Regions from separate parts of the Mus musculus genome. Here region 2 is linked to region 1. The links are chromatin loops, found by intact Hi-C in ENCODE. Cell type or tissue: gastrocnemius. All regions are shown on one strand.

The links. Peaks named below come from ENCODE experiments on the same cell type or tissue, not always from the same donor. Only the 100,000 strongest peaks of a DNase experiment are listed, where the experiment ranks them.
Region 2: a loop joins it to region 1, with 6 times the contacts of the local background. A loop is called at or near these places in 2 of 42 quality-filtered maps.

Annotation. Positions count from the first base shown.
Region 1 is chr19:45,226,243-45,234,242 of GRCm38, forward strand. Lbx1 (ladybird homeobox 1) reads right to left here. Exons shown (of 3, transcript NM_010691.6): 3 at 6,442-8,000. The coding sequence ends at 7,492. Among named protein-coding and RNA genes, the nearest start is that of Lbx1, 6.6 kb to the right of the region's middle. In gastrocnemius, no CTCF peak of the experiment used is centred here; DNase peaks (open chromatin) are centred at 3,320, 4,105, 4,877, 5,163 and 3 more places; H3K4me3 peaks cover 5,271 bases; H3K27ac peaks cover 5,465 bases.
Region 2 is chr19:45,469,312-45,477,311 of GRCm38, forward strand. It overlaps Btrc (beta-transducin repeat containing protein), which reads left to right. Exons shown (of 15, transcript NM_001037758.2): 4 at 1,704-1,793. Among named protein-coding and RNA genes, the nearest start is that of Gm19639, 70 kb to the right of the region's middle. In gastrocnemius, a CTCF peak has its summit at 644 (motif pointing left); DNase peaks (open chromatin) are centred at 3,532, 6,898 and 7,098; H3K4me3 peaks cover 1,701 bases; H3K27ac peaks cover 4,535 bases.

The sequences.
Region 1 (8,000 bases):
ACAGCCATTGTGCAGGGCGGGTGGGCGGCAGGGCGGCTTTGATTGCATTTCCAGGGTGGTTTGGGACTTGGCGTTTTCCTGAGCCAAGAACTGGGAGCTCCCCCAGGCAGAAGCCTCCCTGCCCCACCACCCTGTTCTGTGACTGCAGCCCTCGCAGTGGTTGGGCTCCCTTTAGCACAAACTGGTGGCGTTTCCACCAAAGTCACTCAGACAGCCAGTTCCCTCTCCACTCTGGCTGCCAGAACGTGAGGGAACCTGCCTGTCTGCATCCAGAAACCATGGCCTAAGCCTCTCCCCTTGCTGGTGTGTGTAGAAGGGCGGATAGTAGTGATGTTGTGAATCTGTTCAACATCTAAGGTTTACCTGTTTAATTTTCCCTGTCTTCCCCCCCCCTTTTTTTTTTCTGTTGTTGTTTTGTTTTGCTTTGCTTTTTGGAGACAAGATTTTGCCATGTAGCTCTAGCTGGCCTGAAACTCACTATTGAGCCACAAACTGGCTTCAAACTTGTGACCATTCTTCAGCCTCTGCCTCCCAAGTGAGTGCTGGAATTGCAGGCATAGACACCGTGCCTCCTGTGCGCTTAATTATTGCATATGCTAGTGGCTGTCTGAATTTAGACGGATGTGCTGTGTCATATTCAGTGACACTATGTGTCCAGGAACCCTGTGTCTGTATCACTGGGTGCCTGCCTTGTGTGTGTGTTCATTGTTTCTGGACCGTGTTTGTGGTGCTGTGTGCCTGAGAGGGGGGTGTTTCTGGATTGGCTGGGGGGATGCTTCATCCACTCTACATATACATACGTGTGAGACCTCAGGCAGCTGGGTACATTGGCTCCCCCATGGACATTTAACCTTGAACGCTCTCTCAGCAGATGTAAGAGGCTGCTTCTTCCCACCTAGCTCCTAAGCTGACCCTCTGTACATGGAAGGGGCATGGAGGAGGGGAAAAAAGCCCCTATTGCTTGGCAGAAGGGACTCTCAGCCATGACATCTCCCCACTGCACAGCGCCCCAACCCACAGCATCCTGGATTCCAGAGTCCTGAGACTGCTGGAGGGAGTCAGGAAGCAGTCACTGAGTCAGGGATACCTCTGTCCCTTATACTCAGATGTCATATCTACTCCTAGAGGTAGTTACAACCTGTCATGAACCCCTTTATACACATGGTGACAATGGGTCTCCCCTGGGGCCAAAAATCGAGAGCTCCCCCAGAGAAAGCTCTCTTCCTGCTCGCTCACCGTGCTCTGCTAACACAGCTCTGCTGCTGAGCTCCCTCTCAGCACACCAGAATATTGGCAGAATTTTCATCAAAGTGCTTCTGTCTGGGTCCCAGAACAACAAACAAGTAACCAATTTTCTTCTCCAGAAGTACCCACAACTAGAAACACCTAACTCTCCATTAGGGCAGCCTGCATAAGCAGATATGTCTACAAAACATAGTCACAGCCATACCCAGATCCCAAGATGAGAGCAACTGGTTTGTTTACACCCTGTCCCATCCCACTGACATCTTTGGCCCCTCTGCATAGAAATGTATACAGTGGTCATTTATACTCTTCCTGGTGTGGGCAGAGCTGAGCCCCTTCCAGTGAGTGGTAGGGAACCTGGGCCCATTGAAGCTATACCTCAGGGGTTTCAGTTCAGCCTAGTAATCAAGTTGAATGGGAGGGGGTAAATAAGGAAGCCATTCAGGGGTGGCAGAGACTACCTCCACAACCTTCTCTCAAAGAAGCAGAGCCCACAGTGTGGTGTTCTTCTGTGGCCTCAGCTGCCCTCGGAGTGGAGTAGAGGAGTAGACTCAAACCCCTGGGAAGGTTCTCTAGACCACCAGCTGCTCCCCTGGGGGGGGGGGTGAGCTACCTTCTCTTCAGGCTAGGTACCCTCGGCCTTCCCCCCCCCCCCCATCTTGTGAATGCACATCTACCTGAGTCTGTGTTGGCCTAAAGGTTTAGAGTGCTGGAGTCTGAGTTGTGCCTACTTCAGTTTCTCCAATGCTCTTTCTCCTGGTTCTCTGCTCACACCCCGTGCAACACCCCAGCCGATGCTCACCCGCAGGTCACCCCCAACTCTTTTCCTCCCCTCCGCGCACAGACTGAGGCACACTGAGACAGTTGCACACACGTGTCTACAGTGATTGGTTACTCGGGCCATGGCCGCGCACCCCCAAACACCCCCGGTTGCACAGGCTCCATTTCCATCAATCAGATGCACATGTTCAGTCTCTAGCCACACGCAGGCACACTCAGAAATGCACCCTTGTTGGTCTCTGTGCAGCTCAAACCCCCCCCCACACACACACACCAGCACCAAGTATCTTTCAGGACAGGCAGTTGTATCAAAGAGAAAGAATGGGTAAGAGCCTGGGAGAGCAAAGATGGGACCCCAGGAGAAACTGGTGGTGGGAAGATCCTCTCACCCCCCCACATAACCCACACAAAATCCACACAAAACCCAGGGGCCTCAGTTTTCCTTTCCTTTGGAAGACCCAGTCTATGGCTATATCCTGGGGGCCAGGCACTTAGGCTAGCTCTGCATAGGAATATTCTAGAGATATACCTATTTCCCACACGGCTGCTTACCTGCATCTCAGGCACACCGCTCAGCTCAGCCAGCTTTCCCCACCAGCTCACACCTACCCTGCTCACTATTGTATGTGAGCAGCTGGCCCTACCCACTCTACCCACTCAGGTTCCCTGTCCCCTTCCCTGGTGGCCTTACACTCCTTGACCTCACCTATACTGGCCTCTAATCTGGCTATTCCCTTCACATCTTTGAGGTCCCCTTGTGTCCCCTTCTAAATGTATATGTTTGGGGAGCAAATTTACTTCCAGCACAAAATGTCTCCAGGGTCCCAGGAAAGAGGGGTTGTTTGCTGGGGGTGGGAAGAAAAGCCCGGGTGTCCCTGGGTTCTGGTGTCTGAGAGCCAGCATGGCCGGATGAGTGGACTTTTCTGGACCCGTTGGCTCAAAGGGGTGGGGAGGAGGGGGGTCCCCGCGGCAAGCGGCAGGGGCGGAGGGGAGACGTGCGGCCCCAGCCCGTCCCTTTCAGGGGGGACTCATGCATCAAACTTCAATTTTCCGGACGATTGAATTAGTGATTTTTTTTCTCCTGAACTAAAATACACTTAAGTCTTTGGGATTAATTACCACGTTCTGGTCCCTCAGACTGGAGTATTACTTATCGGAGCTGCGTCTGACACTGGCCCGACACCTCGTAAAATAAGGAACTGCGCCTCCCGGCCTCACCCGGCGCCGACCGTCAGGCCACCGCGCAGGGGAAGGCGGAACCGCAAGGCGCAGAGGAGGCAAGCTCCAGCCGGGTAGCTCGACCTGTCCGCGCACGGAAGGGGCTCCAGTCTGTGAAATCAGTTACGTCCCAGGACTCAACAAGCCTCACCAAGGTCCAGAACTCAACCAAAAAGGGAGAGAGACAAAGCCTCTAATTGTCCTCCCTTGGTCAGCCAGGAACCGAAAGTGGTCTGCACAGGGCTGGGATTCCCAAAGAAATAAATCTGTATTGGTCCCAAGCGATCAAGGAACTCTGGGTGAAGGGCCGAGCCATAAAGAACTTCACCCAGAGTGGGCGTGGGGCCCACAGCTCTACACAGGGTCCATGTCACATTCAGACACGAAGAAACAGATATGCAAAGCCCACACAGCTCGTGCAGAGCCGGGACACTCCTCAGTGTGATAACTGCACACAGCCTCACCCTTAGGCAGGTACCCCGTGAGAGGCTCTTCGGTGAAACCTGGAGTTCAAGGCTCTCTTACGTCATAGGTCTCAGAGGCAAGACCTGGGCCAAGGCCATTTGAGCACCCCTGGGCTACTTGCTGGCTTCAGACTTCATCAGATAACTAAGAAGATGGCAGGCTAGAGTCCCGGCCTCCCTGGATTAAAGCCTTTACCCACACTTAACGTTTTCCCCACTGTCTGATGCTTAACCTAGCCTGGAGGGTGAGCCCCAACCTGCGGTGCTCGGCATGGCTGAAGTCAGGCCTGGATAACCTCACCCTGGCGCGCTTCCGAAGCACAGCGACAAGCGGGGCAGAAGCTCAGAATTCAGCGGAGCCGAGGTGACCGCAGAGTGGCTTCCTTACGTTGATCAGAGTTCCCGCACGTCTAGGGCTCACCGGCTGGGGCTCAGCCTCAGGTGTCCCTCCCCTCCACATGGTCACTCTTTCCTTCAACTGGACTTCCCTGCCAGCCCACAGACACAACGGATCACTTTTGTCTCTCAAGGCCTGAGTCTTAGGCCTCCTCCTCCAAGAAGCCATTTCCACCCATGAGCCCGAAGTTGGGTCTTGGCCTTTTGCAAGCAGCCCTCCCTCATGGTCACCGAGGATTTCCTAACGTTCATCGTTGCTTCCGGGCCTGCAGATTAGATTAGGAGCTTCTTGAGGGCAGCGACCAGCTCTGCTTGCGTTTCAATTTCCCTAGACACCTGCACACAATAAATATTTGCTGAATCGATTCCCCCCTTTTACTTTATTAATCCTTCTCCTTCCGTCTTCCTCTCTTTCTTTTCCTCCTTCCTTCCTCCCTCGTTATTTTTTATTTCTTGGTTATATTCAATTGTCATGTTTTTCAGGCTCATTAAATCCATTTAGAGACAAAAGAATAAAAGGCAGAAGAGAAAAGGGAGGGGGAGAAAGGGAGGGGGAGGGGAGGGGAGGGGAGGAGGCCAGAGAAGCAAACAAATAACCCGCTTTAACTAGACGGGCGGATAAATGGCCCCGTTTCTCCTCAGCCCCGATGCGCCTGCTTAGCTGCGCGCCCCGCGGGCGCCGCAGCTCCGGTGGGCTCAGCCCTGGGGCCGCCGCCCCCAGCCCGAGGGGACCCAGCAGGGCCCAGCCCAGGGTCTGGAAGCGCGGAGCGGCCGGAGGTGCCAGGGCTGCTTCATTGGGATTCATGGGCGTGTTGGGCGGGCGGCCCGGGGGCTCCGGGCGCGGGGTGGGGGCCGGGCGGGGGGGGGGTGGAGTGCGCGGCGGGCGCAGATGCCCGGGTGACCGCCGCGCCGCGGTCCCTGCGCCGCCTTTGTGCCGGGGAGGCGCGCGCGGGGACCTAATCCATCAAATTGTCTACAAATTGTGAAGAAAATTCAAAAACCATATGGTCGCCAGCGCTGGCGCGCTCTGGGCTGCGGAGGGCCGCGGCCGTGCCCGCACCGGGAGCCGCGGGGGGCTGGGCCCGGCTATTGTCGCCTGTCAGCGGCCGCCCGGGCCCATTCGTCCCGGCCTTCATGGTCCGCGCTCCGAATTACAGACCCATCCATCCTAAGAGAGGGCGATTTATGTCGCCCGGGAGGAACCGGCCGTAAGGCCCGCACGGCTGCCCGGCCGCTTCTTGCCTTCTCTGGTCTCTGTTCTCTCCTCTCCTCGACTCTTCCCATTCTCCTTTTTCCCCTCCGTCTCCCTGCCCCTGTTTCTATCAATGGTTCTCTTTCTCCCCTGACTCTCAGTCTCTCACCCCCTCGCTCAGCTTCTAGCATCTCTCAGTGCTCCCTTCTCCTGTTTCTGGCTGTCACTTAGCTTCCTCCTTGGACACGCACGTTCCTGACTCAGGCCCCGGGGCCCCATCGCCTGCCCGAGACCAGATGCGCGTTTCTCACATCAATTTTTCGGAGAAAGGGAGCCCATCGGCCTGGAGGCGGGACCCAACTCTGGTGACAGCGGCCACTCGCCAGCCCAAAGACAACAAAAGCCCAGAGAGAACCCCCCTACTCAGTTCAGGAAAGTGAAAGCGGCCTGAGCCCCTAGCCCAGCCGCCCAAAGGAAATCCAGGAAGCAGTCCCGGGACACCTATAGTCCTGTCGCTAGTCAAGCTCCGGGCCAGCGTCTGTAAATGTTACTAGAAATGTCCTACAACCCCCAGACACTTGGGGTTCGCTTTCCTGAAAGCCCACGAGTGTAATTCAGGATGCCCTAGGTGCTGAGTCCCAAACCAGGCTGAAGCCCTCAGGACATGACCATAACTTGAGCGTCTCCAGGCTCCACCCTTATCTTCCACTGAGTGGCACCTGCCAGGGTGTCCGTGTTTGGCAGTCGTGGAGGCCGCATGGGTACACTGCGGAGGTCAGGGGTGGAACGCAAAACAGCGGGAAAAGTCTTGCCATACCTTGGAGCCTTCCTTGTACAAACGAGTTTTCTGTTACAATCGCAAGCCTGGGTTTTTTTTTGTTTTTTTGTTTGTTTGTTTTTTTTTTTTTTTTAACCCGGACCCGACGAAGCAGGCTTCACAGTCCACTTAGTAGCTGCTGCGTGCTTTTGGGCCTGGGCAAAAGACACTGCTTCCTCCCACTGCCTGTCTGTTCCTCCTAAGCCTGCCCTGAAACTTCCCCGAAATCTCCAAGGCGGGTGGGACCTACAGGGGGCAACAGGGACAATCTTAACCTACGACTGCTTCGGGTAAATCCGGCCCATTCTCGCAAATGCGATCGCGGTCCATTCTAGTAAAATGGCAAAGACTTTATTTATCGGAGGAAGAGGCCTTGGGTACAGTCGAAGAAAGAGAGGGCAAGGCAGGAGCTGGGAAAGGGCACCCGGAACCCACCCTCCCTGGGCCACCCTCGAATGGCCAACTTGAGACGGGAGAGAGATGTTGACAGACGGACCCAGAGCTACAGAGGAGGTGAGGGTTAGCGCTTGGGTCATCCTTCTTTAGGTCTCTGTCACATGCAAAAAGAAAAAAATTTTAAAGAGTAAAAAATAATTCCTAGGGCTTTGGGTTCTGTTTTCCATGACTGGTTGGGTGCTTCCCTGCTTTTTCCCTAAGAGCCAGACTTCAGCAATCAGTCCGAGAAAATGCAGGAAGATTTGGAGGAATTTTAAAAAATAGTGGGCCTCGGGAGGCAGACACGCCATCGAAAGCAGACTTCTCTCGCTGGGGAAAGAAAAGATCGATTTTGAAACTTGCAAGTCAGGGCCCGGCTCCCCCCCCCCCTTCTCACGGAGGGAAAAAAAGGCAGAAGGAAATTAAAAGTCAACTGTAATAGGCCGAGAGAGGTGAGCGGACCGGTGCATTCGCCACATGCAGAAAAAAATTAAAACAGCTTCTAGACCGCAGGAGTTAGTAGTGTTCGCCGCTCTCGAGTCCGCCTCACCGTCAGCCGACCCGGCAGCACCCGGGCTTTGAAAACATCGAAATCTCTGAGATTAAAAAAAAATAATAATCATAATAAAAGAAAGAAAATAATCAAGCTGTGGTGGGAGGAACCCACTATATAGGCTTAAATATTTATACAGAAGCCATACAGAATTGCACGGCGAGGGCTTCCGGGGCGGCGGAGGCCTCGTGTGGCGGCCGGCCCCGCCGGCCGGCCCGGATTTATTGCTTCGAAAAGGAAGAGGCGGCTATCAGGGGCCAAGCCCGGCCCCGGGACAAGGGTGGAGGCGGGAGGTGCAGAGGAGGTCCCAGCTCCCCTTAGCGGTCCGATCCGGGAGGCGGCGGGCATGCGGGCACTGGGGGCCCGGGCGGCAGGAGGTCCAGGGCGCAGCTCAATCGTCCACGTCGATCTCTTCATCTTCCTCATCCTCTGAGCAGTCCTGGCTGCTGGCCCGCTGGTCCGTGAGTGGAGAGGCGGGCGAGAGCTGCAAGGGTCCTCCGCCCGGGGCCTGCGGGGCGCCTGGGGGCAGCGCAGGAGAACCCGGCCTAGACTTAGCCCTGCCGCAGCCACCGCCGCCGCCACCGCCCGAAGCCTCCGAGTTCTGCTCGAGTTCGGCCAGCGCCACGATGTCCATCTGCCCGCTGGGGCCCAGTTTCTTGGCAGACTCCACGTCGGCCTTCATCTCCTCTAGGTCCCGCTTGAGCTTGGCGCGCCGGTTCTGGAACCAGGTGATGACCTGTGCATTGGTGAGGCCCAGCTGCTGCGCAATTTGGTCGCGATCTGCCGGGGACAGGTACTTCTGGTATAGAAAGCGTTTCTCCAACTCGTAGATCTGGTGGTTGGTGAAGGCCGTGCGTGATTTTCGCCGTTTCTTGGGCGTCTGCCTCTGCCCAAAGATGG
Region 2 (8,000 bases), 240 kb after region 1:
TCCCAGGCCAGCAGTGTCAGCCTCTGCTGGAAATTGTGCTTCAGCAGGTCCCAGGTGAGATTCTCATGCATGCATAAGCGGAGAACAATTACCTACAGATTCTATGCTATCCACAACAATTTTAGATTGGAAACATAACCAGGAGGCCGAGGCAGGAGAGAACAGATGGCTGCAAGTTTCAAGGACAGCCAGGAGTATATTGTGAGATTCTGTCTCAAGTAGGGATAACTGAGTGCTGCAGAGCTTAGAGGTCAAGAGCACTTACTGCTTTTGGAGAGGGCTAAGTTTGATTCTTGGCACCCATGTCAGACAACTCACAATTGCCTGGAATTCCAGCTCCAGAGGAACCTCACACACATCTAGTTGCTTTTTGTGGTCACCAGCACATAGGTGGACATAATCAAACACAGGTACATACATAACATTAAAGATAAATCTTTATTTAAAGAGAGAAAACCTAAAACAACAGTGAAAAACTAAAGAGTACGTTTTCTCTTATTTCCCTGATATATTGACAGTTATCAGTAATGCTTTTGGGGAGCTGGAGAAATGGCTGGTGGTTAAGAACACAGGTACTCTTCTAGAGGATTTGACTCACAGGACAGGTTATCTGTAACCCCTGTCCAAGGGAGAGGTGATGCCCTCTTCTGGCCTCTGTGAGCACTGCACTCACGGTGCACAGACATACTTGCAAGGAAAACACTCAAACACATAAAATAGCTTTTATTTTAGTCCTTAAAAAAAGCATTGCATTTGGAGCTGGAGAGAGAGATCAGCAGTAAAGAGCACTAGCTGCTCTTCCAGGGTATCGGAGTTCGATTCCCAACCACCACACGGCAGCTTACAATGTCTGTAACTCCATTTCTATGGGATCCTGCACCCTCACAGAATACATGCAGGCAAAACACCAACTCACGTAAACTAAAAGTAAAGAAATGTTTTAAAATGTATTTTATCCACGGGTGTGTTGTGCATGCCTTTAATCCAGGCACTCAGGAGGTAGAGACGGGTGGATCTCTGAGTTCCAGGACAGACAGGGCTACACAGAGAAACCCTGTGTCGGTGAATGAAGAAAGCGTTTCTCCTTAAAGACAGACTGTAGTGCAGCCAACACTGTAGGCACTGCCTAGTGCTCTGTGTGTTATTTTCTTCCAATTAGGCTCCCAGTCATACTTCAGACCTCCTCTTTCTTTATTCCGTTTTCTTTTGTTGTGGTGGTTGTGAAAGATCCAGTTGTGTAGTCCAGGCTGGCCTGGAAATGGCTGTACAGCCTGGTCTGGCTTCTAATTTACAATCCTCCCCACTGATTGGTTCACAGGTTTTATCACTTTGTTGCCCAGACTAGTTTCAGACTTAAAATCTTCTCACTTTGGCCTCTATAGTGTTGGGATTATATCACATATGGTTAAATTTTGCATTTTAAAAACTTGAATATCCAATCCTCTATCTCCCATTCATACCGTGTATTCACTGCTCACATACTTATTCGTGGGCACACCATTGGCTTTCATGGACTCTGTCCTTTCCTCCTCCTCTCTGCTTGGTCCCTCAGCGACTACAAATCTCCGTTTTACAAATAGAATTGTATGTTGATTTAGAGAAATTGAAGAGAACTTGACAGCTATGTGTGTCAGTGTTTTGGTATCGTTACCAAAAAAAAAAAAAAGTGATTTTTTTTTTTTTCTTGAAATTTGTCTCTACAGACTTACAACAGCTGTGCCAGGCTTTGCATAAACCAAGAGACAGTATGTCTAACAAGCACTGCTATGAAGACTGAAAATTGTGTGGCCAAAGTAAGTAACCATGCTCAGCAGTTAATAGAGCACACTGCCCCAGAGCTGCGCCTGTGGGTGCCTTTACTCAGTGTTGTCACGACAGGTGATCGTAAGACCATATATTTATGAAGACAATATAGCAGGTATTATTTTATACAGAATGAACTGAAAGCTGGGTTTTCTTTCTCTTGAGTTGCAACAGAATCTTTTTATTCAGTTACACAGATCAGTGAGTTATTATAAGATGATGAACAGTTTATTTTGTACCTTCCTTCCTGTCTCGTTTTTATTGTTCAGTTGTTTTGTTTTGTCTACATAGCCGTTGCTGTTCTAGAGCTCACGAAGTTGACCAGACTGGCCTTGAACTCAAAGATCGGCCTGCCTCTGCCTCTCGAGTACTGAGATTAAAGACAAGCACCACTATGGCTGGCCTCCCTAAGAGTGGGCGTAGTGCTCTGGAGATAGACTGACGCTGACAGCTTGAGCAGAGATCCAGTTATGTTGTGCCACTGTTACTTGGCCAGGCATAGCTGTATATGCCTTTAAGCCCATTGGAAGGCAGAGGCCAGCTTGGTCTACAAAGCAAGTTATAGGACAGCCAGGGCTACATAGAGAAACCCTGTCTCCAAAAACCAAAACCAAAAGAGATGTCACATTTGATTTTGAATGAAAAACTGTTTTTATCTGTCCATATGGCCTAAGTCTTTCATGTATAAATATGTGCTATATCTCTAGATACAAAAATAATATTTCAAATTAAAATCTTCAGAGCTGAAGAGATGGCTCAGTAGTTAAGATCACAGGTTGATCCTGTACAGGATCCAGGTTTAATTCCCAGCACCCACATGGTGGCTTTACAACCATCTGTAACTACAGTTCAGGGGATCCAATTTCATCTTGTGGCCAATATAAACACTGCATGTGCATGGTACACAGGCATTGTTTCTGTTTTTCTTAAAAAAAACATCTTTATTACCATTTAGGATTTTGTTGTTTTGCAATTTTTTCCAAATTTCAGCTTAATCTATTCTTTTTTATTTACTATTAGAGGTAAGACTTTGTTTCTATCATGTGAACTCTATCTTATAAAATTCAAGAAAAGCTATCTTATTTCTTTTGGGTTACTACAACAAAATATAAACAGTAGCTTATAAAAATAATTTTTATATGATTGTGACAATAGATTCAATGTCTACTTAAAAGTTCACATCTTGGTAGACGGAGCCTTGCTATGAGTAGTCTCAGGATGGAAGGAGTGCCAAGCTCTCCTGGATCTTCTGCTAACTGTTCCTGAGGACTCTGTTCTCATACACGAGGTGGTTAGAGGGGAACACAATCAAATTGTTACATAGTAGCAATAATAATTTTTATTCTATTTCCTAAAACATATAGTAATCTCTTAACCCTGCTTTATTAGCTGAAAACATATTACACATAGCCATTGGAATTAGCCATATGAGTAATGTCAGATTTATTTTAAATTATAGCAGCAAAAGGTAGGTTCATCAATTGTGTATTGAGTCCACATCTTAATTTGCTACAAAAATGAGGATTAATGTAAATTAGATTTAAATTTCAGTTCCTTAGTAACAGCTTGCAGGTGCCACTTGGACCCCGGGTGGGGACTGGGTGGAGAAAGTGTGCTTTCACGCTTGTGCACGCTGCTCTCGCTTTCGTCACAAGTGGGTTCCTGCTGCTAAACAAGGCAAAGGCAAAGTCTTAACATGAGCACCAACCCAAAGACAGGGCGACAATTTAATGAGTTTCCTTGAGAGCTGGCCAACTGAGCATCTGTTCCTTTTGTTTTTCTCTACTTGGTAAGCCAGTGTTTCTGAACTCCTTAGCCGCGTTGCTGTGTGTCTCTACCGTGTGGGGGTGGGGTTGTTTCTTTTTCTACCCTCTACTTGAGTAGTGCAGTTAGAAATCTTCTGGCATCTGGCACAGTGGTGTAATTTCTTCCGTGCTCTTGAGTGAGGAAATGTTTGCTCATTGCTGCTCATCATGTCTGTCTCCTTGCTCCCAGATGGTGACCTTCTCCTCCCATTCCTGCCTGTCTTAACATTATTCTGACACCTATTTTCTCTCATTGTCCCCTTAACCACTCTAATTGAATAATGATTTCTATAATTTCCAGTTGGAACACAACCAACTTCCTGCTTCTCCTTATTGGCCCACATCCTGTCTTCTAGTTCATTGCTTCAGATTTGAGACAGATTGTCAGATAAAAATACATAACTGAAAAAAATGTTTACCACAGTACAATAGCATGGCCCCAATGAGAGTTGTCCTCTCTCCCTGCTAAACATGCTCTGTCTGTCTCGTGATTTCATGCTGTCTCTCTGGGCCTCAGTTACTGCTTGACCCTTGAAAGAAATGACTCAAAGTTATGTTTGTGGATCTTTAAACATTTTTTATTTCTTTTTCCTCACCTTTACTTCTTAGTAATGGTTTGTCTGCTACTGATTCAGATTGTGCTCCAGTGTGGCCTGCAGGTCCATATTTTGGTTTAGGTATAAGTACTAATTATAGCCTTTTTATTAAATATTGCTTGTTTGCATTTTACAGAAGGTATTGGTTCTTCTCAAAAGCAGAAACGAACCTTATTTTGTATATAGCTCTCCTCTGTTGGGTACTCTAGTTTTGCAGTTTCCGTATGGAAAGGGCACTCCCCTTAATTTGCTATAAAATGTAAGAAAGCACAGCTGTTTCATAAGTTACCTTCACAGCAGTCTCCTGAATCTTAGCTTGCCGGAAAAAGGGTCAAGAAAATATTTAAAACTAAAAGTGGGGAGTGCTCCGGATAATATTTGAAGCCATGAAGTGTCTTGTATATAGTTTACTTTTTCTGTCTGTCTGTCTGTTTGTCTCGGGTAACCCTGGCTGTGCGAACCATTCTGGCCTTGAACCCACAGAAACCCACCTGTGCTGGGATTAGAGGGGTGCCCCACCGTGCCTAGCTCGTTGAGTTTAGAGCCTTCTGTCTGCTCACAGTGCTGGAGTTAGGACACTCGTCTGGAGATGATGAGCTCTGTATTTATTGTAGCTTTAAATGGACAGTCATTACTGTCAACTCAGTCTCTCAAATCTATAATCACATCGTACCTAATTGTCAACCTTCATGTTTTTTAATTATGAAAGAAAACTAAGAACATTAATTTTTATGTTATCTTTCTATTGACTTTATTGATGTACCACAGAAAATTTTGGTTTGAGGCTTTTCCATAATTTACCTTTATATCCCACACCCGTTCCATAAACATGTATAGTTAAAATTGAGTTGTTCAAATACTTCTACCTTGATTCCTGGCCTAGACAGGGGTAGTTCTGTCTTTGTTTGGAATAAGCCCATTCGGTGGTCTTGTATACATTCTGTATCTGTTGTTGTTGTTGTTGTTATTTTGTTATTACTGGCTTTTATTTGAGATAATAATCTGTTTGAAACCGAGACAGAAAAATGTGATGTTCCTTCCCACTCACTCCAGATTTTGATAGAAGACTTGTTTTATTTATTTCCAAAATTATATCCGCAGGAAACAAGCTGTTTAAATTCAGATTATGCTGAAGCAAAATGGTCCTGGTATGAGAAGCAACGTGCTGTTTTACGAGCACAGAGTCCCTTTTCTCATAACTGATTGATAGTAAATATTTTCCTGAAGAATTATTGCCAACCATGAACAGTGCAACTGTTTCACTTTTTTTCCGTGCTACTTGCTGTACCAGCCATTGTCGGTAATTAAGATCTACAATTCACAGTGCAGACGTTTGCACTTCCTCTGGGTCTGTGCTATTTATAAGGCATTTCAGCTGTTCACAGTTTCTTCTGAGTTTTAAACTACATGTTAACAGGCTTCTCTAATATACTGTTCCACAAGAGCAAGTCTTCATGGAGGCCCTTCTGACAGACCTTAGCTTAGCTTTGTGGTGGACACAGCAAGGTGTAATTGTATCATCAGGGCCAGTGTGATTGGGGAATCTCAGAAGTATAATACTGTGTAAAGAAGCCAGGAATGAAATTCAGGACTCACCTGTTTGTTACCACAGTTTTCAGAAATACACAATAAAGCGACTTATTGGTTAGAGTGTATACTTGTCAAGCTAATGTGGAATACACTCACTCTGCTTGTGTATGACTTTTTGTCTCAAAAGATTTGAAACAAAACAGATTAACAGATTGATAACACATTTGTTGTATAACAGAAGCCTGAAGTAGTACATACCATTGATAAAGCAAGTGTCCACAGAGATCTTAGTCTGTGTTAAAATTGATCAAATTCAAATCAAGTTCAAAAGAGAATTGATTTTCAAAAGTCCAGACCCATCCAAGAATCTTCATGAACGATCTCCCAGTCTCCAGTCACTGTGCAGGCGTGTTGCTACAGGCACTAGTTAGTTGTTAAACATACAGGAGGAAGAAACAAGAAACTGAAAGCTGTCAACAAAACATGTTTAAAACTTTGCCTGGAGTGGAGCTCAGCCTGCTTGTTCTTAAGCCTGGAGTTGAGCGGCATTGATTGTGCACACAGGCCTCCAGCATCTTCCAGCAGAGTAGATCTGCACAGACAGGCAGGACACAGGGCTCAGCACTGCTTCTCCATGGCCCTTGAATAAAGGCAGAGCTGCTGAGAAAGCCATTCCAACTCCAGTGCCTATGTAAACTTCTCTTTATCAGTGAACTCTCTACGAATGCTTTTTTGGACAGCGTGGTTCAGCTGTTGGAGGCCACTGATCTATCTGACTGAGGCACTTCAAGATGCTCCAAAGACCCTGTTCACATTTCAATCTAGCCAGGGAGCCAATAAGATTGAGTTTGTCTTTGTGGGTTGATGTAGATCAGCATGAGATGAGCCCAGTCAGCGTCTTCCTCAGTGAAGAAGGAAAGGCTATGGGAGAAGAGAGGTGAAGAAGGAAGGGCCTTCATCAGGAATCGACTGCAGCACTGCCTACTGATGCGTGCCGGATCGCCCGCACAGAGATCACATGCCTTCTCCAAAAGTCAAACGATCAATTCGCCTCGTTTTGGCTCTGTACTTAATGCACAAACAGTGCGATCTGCGGGGCTGTAATTGCATTGTTAGGGCCAAGGAACAAGCCTGTGCCTTTTCAGCAGACAGCTGGCAGGGAGAGAGGCATGTTGTTAGGAAAGAGAGAGGCAAGGCAAATAAAATTACTGCTAACGCTCAGAGATCGGCAGGAGTCCTACTTGCCTAATCTTACCGGTGGGAGCAAGCGGCTGTTGTAATCCAATTATAGCAGCATAAGCAATTTGTTAGACACTCCGCATAATGTAACAATTTCCCAATAAACTCTGACTTGTAATAACGTCGGCAAGAGTCCGCATAAATCTGCCCGAATGGTGGGGGCTGGAGCGTTCGGCTGGGGGCTTGTAATTGGCGCCATCAGCACGTTTTGTGGAGTGCAGTATGGTGCAGTCTTTTAGTGCAGGAATTTTAAGGAGAAAGGCATGGCACATGTTTCTTAGAAAAAGAAAAGTGGCCATTAAAGGGGGAGCAGCAAGAAGGGCACACTCTTGCCTTCACATTACCTAGGAATCTCAGTGTAGAAAGAAAACAGAAGGGAGCCATGTTTCCTTCTAGTTCCAAAGAAGCAAGATGGGGGAAAGTGTATGGATTAGTCAGATTCCTTTATTATTTAAAAGCATCAGTTTCTGTTATTTGTACCCCCACTCTCCAAGCTCCCTAAAAATGTATTTTGGGTAGCATTAACAAGATGTTCTTAGCTAGGTAAGCCTACAAATGTCAAAATTAAACCCTTTGCCTTGGAAGTTTAGTATTACATGAATATATGTATTCACATATACTGTGTGTTTGTGTCCAGGACAAATCCCTGCAATGTTATCTCACTGAAGAACCTTTTGCAGAGTTCTGCCGTATGCTATAGTAAAGCACTGCTTACTGAAAGGGGTTCAGCCCAGCTTGTTTGCTTGACTTACTGTACTGGACTGCCTACATGGTATCGAATTCTAAAATGCACTGTGGATATCTGGAGTATTAGGATTACCAATTAAGTTTGTTGAAAACTTACATTAATTACAAGTACAATGTTAGTTAAAATATACCTGTATTATTCTTACAGAAATAGCTCAGGTTCCTAGTTAATAGTATTTCTGTTTTATAAAAAATATTAGAGAACATATTTGAAGTACACTTTCTTATTGATTGCTGTATGTAGTCACAGACTGAGGTTTTTATTCGTACGAGGTAAGGG